Linked DNA regions of Homo sapiens: region 1 is linked to region 2. Evidence: read pairs that join two places in POLR2A ChIA-PET (ENCODE). Cell type or tissue: OCI-LY7. All regions are shown on one strand. Links, peaks and the distances in the headings refer to the core of each region. The heading gives the core; the rest is flanking DNA. Region 1 holds the start of LOC105375334 (a long non-coding RNA gene). Region 2 overlaps LOC105375334 (a long non-coding RNA gene).

Evidence for each region. ChIA-PET counts read pairs that join two places held together with the same protein. Peaks named below come from ENCODE experiments on the same cell type or tissue, not always from the same donor. Only the 100,000 strongest peaks of a DNase experiment are listed, where the experiment ranks them.
Region 1: POLR2A ChIA-PET joins it to region 2 with 7 read pairs; 3 of 35 experiments call an interaction of 5 or more read pairs at or near these places.

What each region holds. Positions count from the first base shown.
Region 1 is chr7:65,267,334-65,271,579 of GRCh38, forward strand. It overlaps LOC105375334 (a long non-coding RNA gene), which reads left to right and starts at 2,041. Exons shown (of 6, transcript XR_927613.3): 1 at 2,041-2,205. RefSeq lists an enhancer at 1,764-2,351. In OCI-LY7, for the core only: no CTCF peak of the experiment used is centred there; a DNase peak (open chromatin) is centred at 1,988; H3K4me3 peaks cover 2,450 bases; H3K27ac peaks cover 325 bases.
Region 2 is chr7:65,330,716-65,335,238 of GRCh38, forward strand. All of the region lies in intron 4 of LOC105375334 (a long non-coding RNA gene), which reads left to right. It also overlaps the pseudogene RSL24D1P3. Among named protein-coding and RNA genes, the nearest start is that of ZNF92, 41 kb to the right of the region's middle. In OCI-LY7, for the core only: no CTCF peak of the experiment used is centred there; no DNase peak of the experiment used is centred there.

The sequences.
Region 1 (4,246 bases), core at 1-4,000, 64 kb before region 2:
ACACAGCACCTTTACAGAGACTAGCTCTGCGGTGATTGGGAATCCCAACAGCCCCGGGCTGCTCCCTGTCCCCTGCTGCCTGTGCTCCTTCCCTTGCCCTTCAGAGCCCACATGAAGGAGGAGGTTGCCACCCTGTGAGCCTGAGAGAGCTGTGTCTGATTGGAGCTTCTGCCTGGGGTATTGCAAAGAGCCACTTATGGGTATAGTGTGTCCAGATACCTTGTTTCAAGAAGAATGGATGCAAGCTAGCAAGTGTAGCATCCCCACAGCTGATAAATATGTGTTTCTTATTTTTAAACCATCACATCTTTATATCACATTAGAATAAAGTTTTTAAAACCTGCTGCTCCAGCCTCACCTGTGTGTTCTGTAACCCAATCTCACAATCAAACTGGGTTTGATTGTGAGTGCTGTTGTTAGAAATGTTACTAAGAGAGGAATATGTATAAATTAGATCAAATTTAAGGTTATTCTTATAATGCCACTTGAGTGGAAAGTAAGAGGGTGGAGTCACAGGCACTCAGTTGGGGTTTACCCACCTTCCAGTTACTAGACTCATGAGGGTGTGGCACAGGTGAACCTGTCATTGGTGACAAAAGGAAAAAGGCTGGTGGGGAGGGGGTGCTAGGCTGTGGGGCTAAACCCTGGGCATGTTGGACCTGTGAGGTCCCTAAACATCTAACTGGCTGGGTACCTGCCCTTGTCAAGGTACCCTCGAGGGTACCTGCCCTCAGGTGAACCTGAGGGACAGAGCCTGTGAAGTAAGAGGGACTGTGTGGAGGTGGCCTGTCCCTATGAGAGGGGGAGTTTAAGGCTCATTACAGCTGGTGGCTGCTGCTCAGCCATCCCTCTGAAGAGCAGGCAGGTCCTCAGCCGCATATATAGTTCAATGCCTTTTAGAGTGTTTAGAGAGTCCTTCATGTTTTAGAAATTCTAAAAACAACAACAACAACAAATTCCAATTCTAATGTCTGTTATTTTCCCTGTGCCAACTGGAAAAAAGATGTCCTTCACCTTGAAGTCTTAAGTGACACCCAAGGATAGCCATCAGTGTCTTGGCCATTGAAGCCTCACGTATGCTCTCTTCCACCAGTTTGATTTGCAGCCTCATGGTTGTGTTGTACTAAATATACTTTCCTCTGGCCTTGTCCACATATATAGGTGTGTGTGTATATATATGTGTGTGTATATGTGTGTGTGTGAATATATCTTAGTCTTTCTAAGATGAGCATATTGCCTGGTCGTGGTGGCTCACGCCTGTAATCCCAGCACTTTGGGAGGCTGAGACAGGCGGATCACTTGAAGTCAGGAGTTCAAAACCAGCCTGGCCAACATGGCAAAACCCTGTCTCTACTAAAAATACAAAAAAGTTAGCTGGAGGTAGTGGCAGGCGCCTGTAATCCCAGCTACTCAGGAGGCTGAGGCAGGAGAATCGCTTGAACCCGGGAGGTGGAGGTTGGAATGAGCTGAGATCAAGCCACTGCACTCCAGCCTGGGCAACAGTGAGACTCTGTCTCAAATAAAAAAAAAAAGAAAAAGAAAAAGAAAAAAAGAAAAAAAAAGCATATTTGGGCAACATAATTCTTGCTTATCCGTTCCCAGCCCCCGCTGCCCCTCCATTTCTAATAGCCATCCCACGTTGTGGTCAGCAGTGTGGTACAGCATGCTGAGAGAGGAGCTCAGGGATGGGATAAGGGTCTTTCCTGCATTATCCAAATGATTAGAAAGTTGTTAAAAAGGTGTCCAATTGTTCTACTTTCTACTTTTAAATAGCTAATAAGATGCATTATACAAGCAGACCCAGGTAAGGGAAAAAGCAAGTGCATTTCAAGGCTCAGCTCACTTCTTAATTAGCTGTGATACCCGGGGCGTGTGACTCCGCCTACAGGATCCTGTTTCCCTGTCCATAAAGCGCACTAATGCTGGGGACGGTGGGTGTGGGGGAGGGTCCTGGAGCCTTATTCAATCTGTCAGAGTAGGAACCGTCCTATCAGGCACGCAGTTGGGGAGGAGGGCGTGGCTTCCAGCGTTTGGCGCGGCCTTTGTCTCTGGCTCAGGCCGGAGCCTGAGATCCATCTCTACTGTCCCGCGTGTTGCCCCTCGGGAGCACTAGGTGACTTTGTCACATCCTCTGTTGCCCTGAGATCTGGAGGTACTGGGAAATGCATAGCTAAGATGCCAGGACATCCTGGAAACCAGGAAATGGTGAGTACGCGGGGTTGGGCATCCCAAGAGGGGAGAGTGGGCTGGTTGAAACCAGCGGAACCGGCCTCCCCACGGTCAGCTCCCGGGTCCACAGACCTGAGTCCCCGTTGGCGCAGCTGGGCCCTCAGTACCCCCGGAGAGTGGGGTGGGGGGCGGTGCAAGACGGCAGCTGAGCCAGCGGACTTTGACCCCTCACCGTCCTCTTCCCGCGCCGCGACCTGCCTGAAACTCTCTGGGCAGCGCTGCACCCGCAGCCCCGACTCTCTCCCAGATTGTTCAGGGATGACAGAGGGTCATTAGAGCAGAATCCCGACTCGGTGGGTGCGTGGGAGGAGCTGCGGCCAGTGGGGTCCCCAGTGTCTCCTGTTAAAAAAATTTTTTTTTGAGATGAAGTCTCGCTGTCACCCAGGCTGGAGTGCAGTGGCGCGATCTCGGCTCACTACAACCTCCACCTCCCAGGTTCAAGCAGGAGGACATTGTACAGTGCCTCCTGGGAAGGAGGACACTCCTTGAGTAATTTAATGGGCAGGATGGGGATGGGAGAATGTTTTGAGGGATACCATGGTCTGACTTGACAGTTGAGTCAGACATGTTTGTGTTCCCATCAGCGCTGCCGCTCCCTGAGTTTGTCACCTTGGAAAGACTTTTTCACTTGTTTCCACTTCAGTTTTTCAATAACTGTAAATTACGTTTCGTCAATAGAGCTGAAAATTTTTTTAAAAAGTCAAAGACCATGAAAGGTGGATTTCAGAAAAATCTAGTCATATATTTTATTTGTTAAAAATGCTTCTTTACCTTTATCTTCCTCAGAGTGAGTGTAGTAAGTTTGTTATGTCCGTTCTTTTTGGGTGGTGATTTCAAACAGGATTCCAAGGCTTTGTTTGGGAATGCTACCAGGGAAAAGAAATAGGAAAAATCACTTTTTCATTATGGCTATAGAAAGTGAACACATTTCCCCAAGAAAATGTGAAAGATTAATTGATGAAGTGCATATATTTGTCAAAACATCAGCTCCCCTTTTTTGCAGGGTCTAAAATTTGTAACAGTAGATAACTCTGTTGTGTATTCTGTTGTCTAAATGTCCAAGTTTAATGTTAAATTTTATGAGATAGAACTTGGCACCTTCTAGAAATGTTCATATATGGTTGTTTATTAAACTATTTATCATGAAAGTATGTAAGTGGCATGCTTAATGTCTGAAAGAGATAGAGACTTCAGCTTTTCCTGTTGAGGTATAAAATTTAAGTGCCTTACTATTTCCTTACAATATTCTATAAACACTGTGTTTGAGTGATTTTGCTGTTTTCTTTAAACACTGGGCATTAGTTTTAAACTAAGATTAGTCAGAAAAGGGCTTTCTTTCATAAGGAGGAGCAAACTACTAGAAGGTGAGAAAAAAATGTGGGAGGGGGAGGAAGGGATAAAACATGGTGAAATCAGATCCTAGATCAGAGAGTGTTTTACCTAGAAGTCAGCCTGTTCTTAAGAGGGACATAAGGAGGGGTTGTAAGGTTGGGTCAAAGTTTGGGGGCCTGGGGAAGGAAAGAAACTTAAGAAAAGTTTGGTTAACAAGTAGTTTGTTCTGTCCACTAGAGACAAACTTATTTAATTGTTTATGAGACAAAAAAATAAAAATAAATGGGAATTTAGAGAGTCTCTGGCTTTGGGATATCAAAAACAGGAAGGGTGTTTCTTAGCAGTGAGATGCTCTTGAAAAGCACAAAGAATGGGGGATTTCTTTAATCACAGCTGCTATCTACCCACCCCATCTTCTCCCACCACTTTTCCTTGCCTTGTACTTTTTTTTCATTTGGCTCTTGTTGATTTGTACCTTTCATAATAAATTGGTAAATGCAAGTATAGTGTTTTGCTGAATTCTGTGAGTAGTTGTATCAAGTTATTGAACTTGAGAAGGAGGTTATGGGAGCCCCCAATTTATATCGGAACTCTCCCTCCCTCCACCCCTCTAACAGGCCCCAGTGTATGTCGTTCCCCTTCTGTGTACATGTGTTCTTATTGTTCACCTCCCAATTATAAGTGA
Region 2 (4,523 bases), core at 317-4,316:
ATATACACACAAAAATATGTAAATTTATATAACTGTTACAGATTCCTGGTAAATAGATTTTTTTTATTTTTTAATTTTGTGGGTACATATTAAGTGTATATATTAATGTGTTTCTTGAGTTTTTTTTTTTACAGGCCTAAAGTGTTTAATAATGACACCAGGGTAAATGAGGTATACATCACCTCCAGCATGTACTATTTTTTTGTATCATGAATATTCCAATTATACTTTTTTAGTTATTTTGAAATGTACAATAAGTTATTACTTACTGTAGTCACACTGTTGTGCTATCAAATACTAGATCTTATTCATTCTAATTACAATTTTGTACTCATTAATCATCCCTCCTCACTACCCTTCTCTGCCTCTGATAACTATAATCTACTCTTCATCTTCATGAGTTCAGTTGTTTTAATTCTTAGATCCCACAAATAAGTGAGAACATGCAGTTTTTGTCTTCCTGTACCTGGCTTATTTTACTTAATATAATATCTTCCAATTCCATCCACTTTGTTGCAAATGACAGAATCTCATTTTTTATGGCTAAGTTGTACTTATTGTGTGTACACAATAATATTGTGTGTACACAATAATATTGTGTGTGTGTATGTAGTACATTTTCTTTATTCATTTCTCTGTTGATGCATACTTAAGTGGATCCCAAAACTTTGCTATTGGTAATAGTGCTGCAATAAACATGGGAGGCCAGATATCTATTCAATATACTAATTATTTTTATTTTTTAGTATGTATACCTAGAAGTGTGAATGCTGGATCATATGGTAGTCCTATTTTTAGTTCTTTAAGGAACCTCCATACTGTACTTCATAGTCACTGTATTAATTTATATTCCCAGAAACAGTGTATGAGAGTTCACTTTTCTTCACACTTTCAGCAACATGTATTATTGCCTGTCTTTTGGGGAAAAGTCATTTTAGCTGGAGTGAGATGATATCTCATTGTAGTTTTGATTTGCATTTCCCTGACAATCAGTGATACTGAGCACCTTTTTATATACCTGTTTGTCATTTATATGTCTTCTTTTGAGAAACAATTATTTTATCCAATCTTAATGGAATTAATGCATTTTTTTCATAGCATTTTTAAGTACCTTATATATTCCTGTTATTAGTCTCTAGTCATATAGATACTATGCAAATAGTTTTCCCATACTGTGGGTGGTCTCTTCACTTTGTTGATTGTTTTTTTTTGCAGTGCAGAAGCTTTTTAACTTGCTGTAATCCTGTTTGTTCCTTTTTTTTTTTTTTTGAGACAGAATTTTGCTCTTGTTTCCCAGGCTGGAGTGCAATGGCACAATCTCAGCTCACCACAACCTCTGCCTCCCGGGTTCAAGTGATTCTCCTTCCTCAGCCTCCCATGTAGCTGGGATTACAGGCATGTGCCACCATGCCCAGTTAATTTTTTTATTTTTAGCAGAGATGGGGTTTTACCATGTTGGCCAGGCTGGTCTTGAACTCCTGACCTCAGGTGATCCACCCACCTCAGCCTCCCAAAGTACTAGGATTAAAGGCATGAACCAGCACGCCCAGCCCTGTTTGTTCATTTTTGCTTAGTTGCCTGTACTTGTGAGGTACTACTCAAGAAATTTTTGCTCAGTCCAGTGTCCTGGAGAGGTTCCCCAGTTTTCTGGGATTTTTTAGTAGCTTCATAGTTTCACATCTTAGATGTAAGTCTTTAGCCCATTTTGCTTTTATTTTTGTATATGCTAAGAAATAGAGATCTAGTTTTATTTTTCTGCATATGGATATTTAGTTTCCTCAGCATAATTTATTGACAAGACTGTCCCTTTTTGCCAATGTATGTTCTTGGCACCTTTGTTGAAAATAGGTTCACTGTAGATATACAAATTTTTTTCTGAGTTCTCTATTCTGTTCTATTGGTCTATGTGTCTGATTTTATACCAGAACCATGCTGTTTGGGTTACTATAGTTCTGTAGTATAATTTGAAGTCAGGTAATGTAATTTCTGATTTTGTCCTTTTGCTCATGATGGCTTTAGCTGTTCTGGGTCTATTGTTGTTCAATATAAATTTTGGAATCTTTTTTTCTATTTCTGTGAAAAATGTCATGGTATTTTGATACGAATTGCATCAAATCTCTAGACTGCTTTGGGTAATGGGAACATTTTAACAGTATTGCTTCTTCCAGTCCATAAAAATAGAATATCTTTCCATTCTTCTGTTTTATAGTTTTCATTATAGAGATCTTCTTGTTTCTTTGGTTTAGTTTATTCTTGGGCATTTCTTTCTATTTGTTGCTATTGTAAATGGGATGACATGCTTGATTTCTTTTTCAGATTGTTCACTGTTGGCATTTAGAAATGCTACTCATTGTTTTTGAGATGGAGTTTTTTTTATTATTATTATTGTTATTTTGAGATGGAGTTTTGCTCTGTCACACAGGCTGGAGTGCAGTGGTGCGATCTCAGCTCACTGCAGCCTCTGCCTCTTGTGTTCAAGCAATTCTTCTTCCTCAGCCTCCCAAGTAGCTGAGATTATAGGTGTCTGCCACCACACCCAGCTAGTTTTTGAATTTTTCGTAGAGGTGGGGTTTTGCCATATTGGCGAGGCTGGTCTCGAACTCCAACCTCAAGTGATCCGCCCCCTTTGGCCTCCCAAAGTGCTGGGATTACAGACTTGAGTCACCGTGCCTAGCCACAATGCTACTACATTTTGTATGTTGATTTTGTGTGCTGCAGTTTTACTAAATTTTTTTATTAGTTCTAATAGTTTGTTTTGATGGAGACTAGGTTTTCCAAATATAAGATTATATCACCTGCACGCAATATTACTTTGACTTCTTTCTTCCTTATTTGAATGCCCTTTCTTTCTCTTGTGCGATTGCTGTAGCTACAACTTCCCTGACTATGTTGAATTAGAGTGGTAAAAGTAAGCATCTTTCTTTTGTTCCAAATCTTAGAGGAAAGACTTTCAGTTTCTCCCCACTTAATGTAATTGAGACGTGGTTCTATCATATATGGCTTTTGTCATGGTGAAGTGTGTTCTTTCTATACCCAGTGTTTTTAGGGTTTTCTTATGAACCAATGTTAAATTTTATGACGTGTATTTTAAGCATTACTTAAAATGTTCATAAGGATTTGTCTTTGGTTATGTTCATATAATGTATCACATTGATTGATTTGTGTATGTTGAACCATCTTTTTATCCCTCGAATAAATTCCAATTGGTCATGATGAATGATCTTTTTATTTATTTGTTTATTTTTATTTTTTTTTACTTTAAAAGTGGTTTTATTTTATGTGCAAATAATGAACAGATATTGTACCCATAAATTCTACTTTACAAAAACAGGAGTTTTTTTTTAAAAAGAAAACCAGATAATAACTTTTAGAAGGCACTGGGATTCCTCTGCTTCTAGATCATTGCTAGACTAGAAAAATAAAGTTTGTTCTGCCAGGAATCACAAGTTAGAACTGAGTATCCTCCAAAGTGGAAAGTCTAGAGTGTAGTGCCATTTATTCAGTTCTCATCCCCAACTTCCACAACTACCTATCAGAACGGTTAAATCAGGTCAAAACAGTCCAGCATAATTAGACTTCATCAAACAATGCCGTTATGCTTTTCTAAGATGCAAATAAACCAGAACAGGATATACTAAAATCAAAATAATATTTGACACTGTCATACAAATTGTTAGTTCCTTATCCGCCCCCCACTTTTTTTTTTTTTTTTTTTGAGACAAAGTCTCACTCTGTTGCCCTGGCTGGAGTGCAATGGGGTGATCTCGGGTAACTGCGACATCCGCCTCCTGGGTTCAAGAGATTCTCCTGCCTCAGCCTCCAGAGTAGCTGGGATTACAGGTGCCCACCACTGCGCCTGGCTAATTTTTTGTATTTTTAGTAGAGACGGGGTTTTACCATGTTGGCCAGGCTGATTTCGAACTCCTGCTCAGGTGATCTGCCCGCCTCTGTCTCCCAAAGTGCTGGGATTACAGGTGTGAGCCACAGTGCCCAGCCATATCCCCCCTTTTATAACATTAATAAAGGGAATATTTTACTGCAAAGAATATTTTATTTTATACATCGCTAGCCATGAATTTTTGCCATTAGTTATTACACAAATGCCACCTAGTGCCACTGTCCAAATGGCAGAACTATTTTACGTCTACAATTCACTTCTATAGTTGTAAGTAGAATTTTCATGGTTTACATAAATACATCTATCAGTGAAGATTTAACACTGGAATGCAATCTAACATCCGTAATATCTGATGTTTTGTAGATAGCAATGTAGGAAAGATATATTTTAATCACTTTTCATTTAAGTGACCTTATGTAAAAAATAAACCAATTTAAGTGACCTTATGTAAGTGACCTTATTTAAGTGATCTTATGTAAAAAAGAAACCATTTAAGTGACCTTATGTAAAAAATAAACCAATATCCATTTTCAAATGTATATAAATGGTTACAGAGATTTTTAAGAAGCATCTTTCATGTCCACATCCTCTTGTAACTGCTGTACCATTTTCTCTTCCAGCTGCT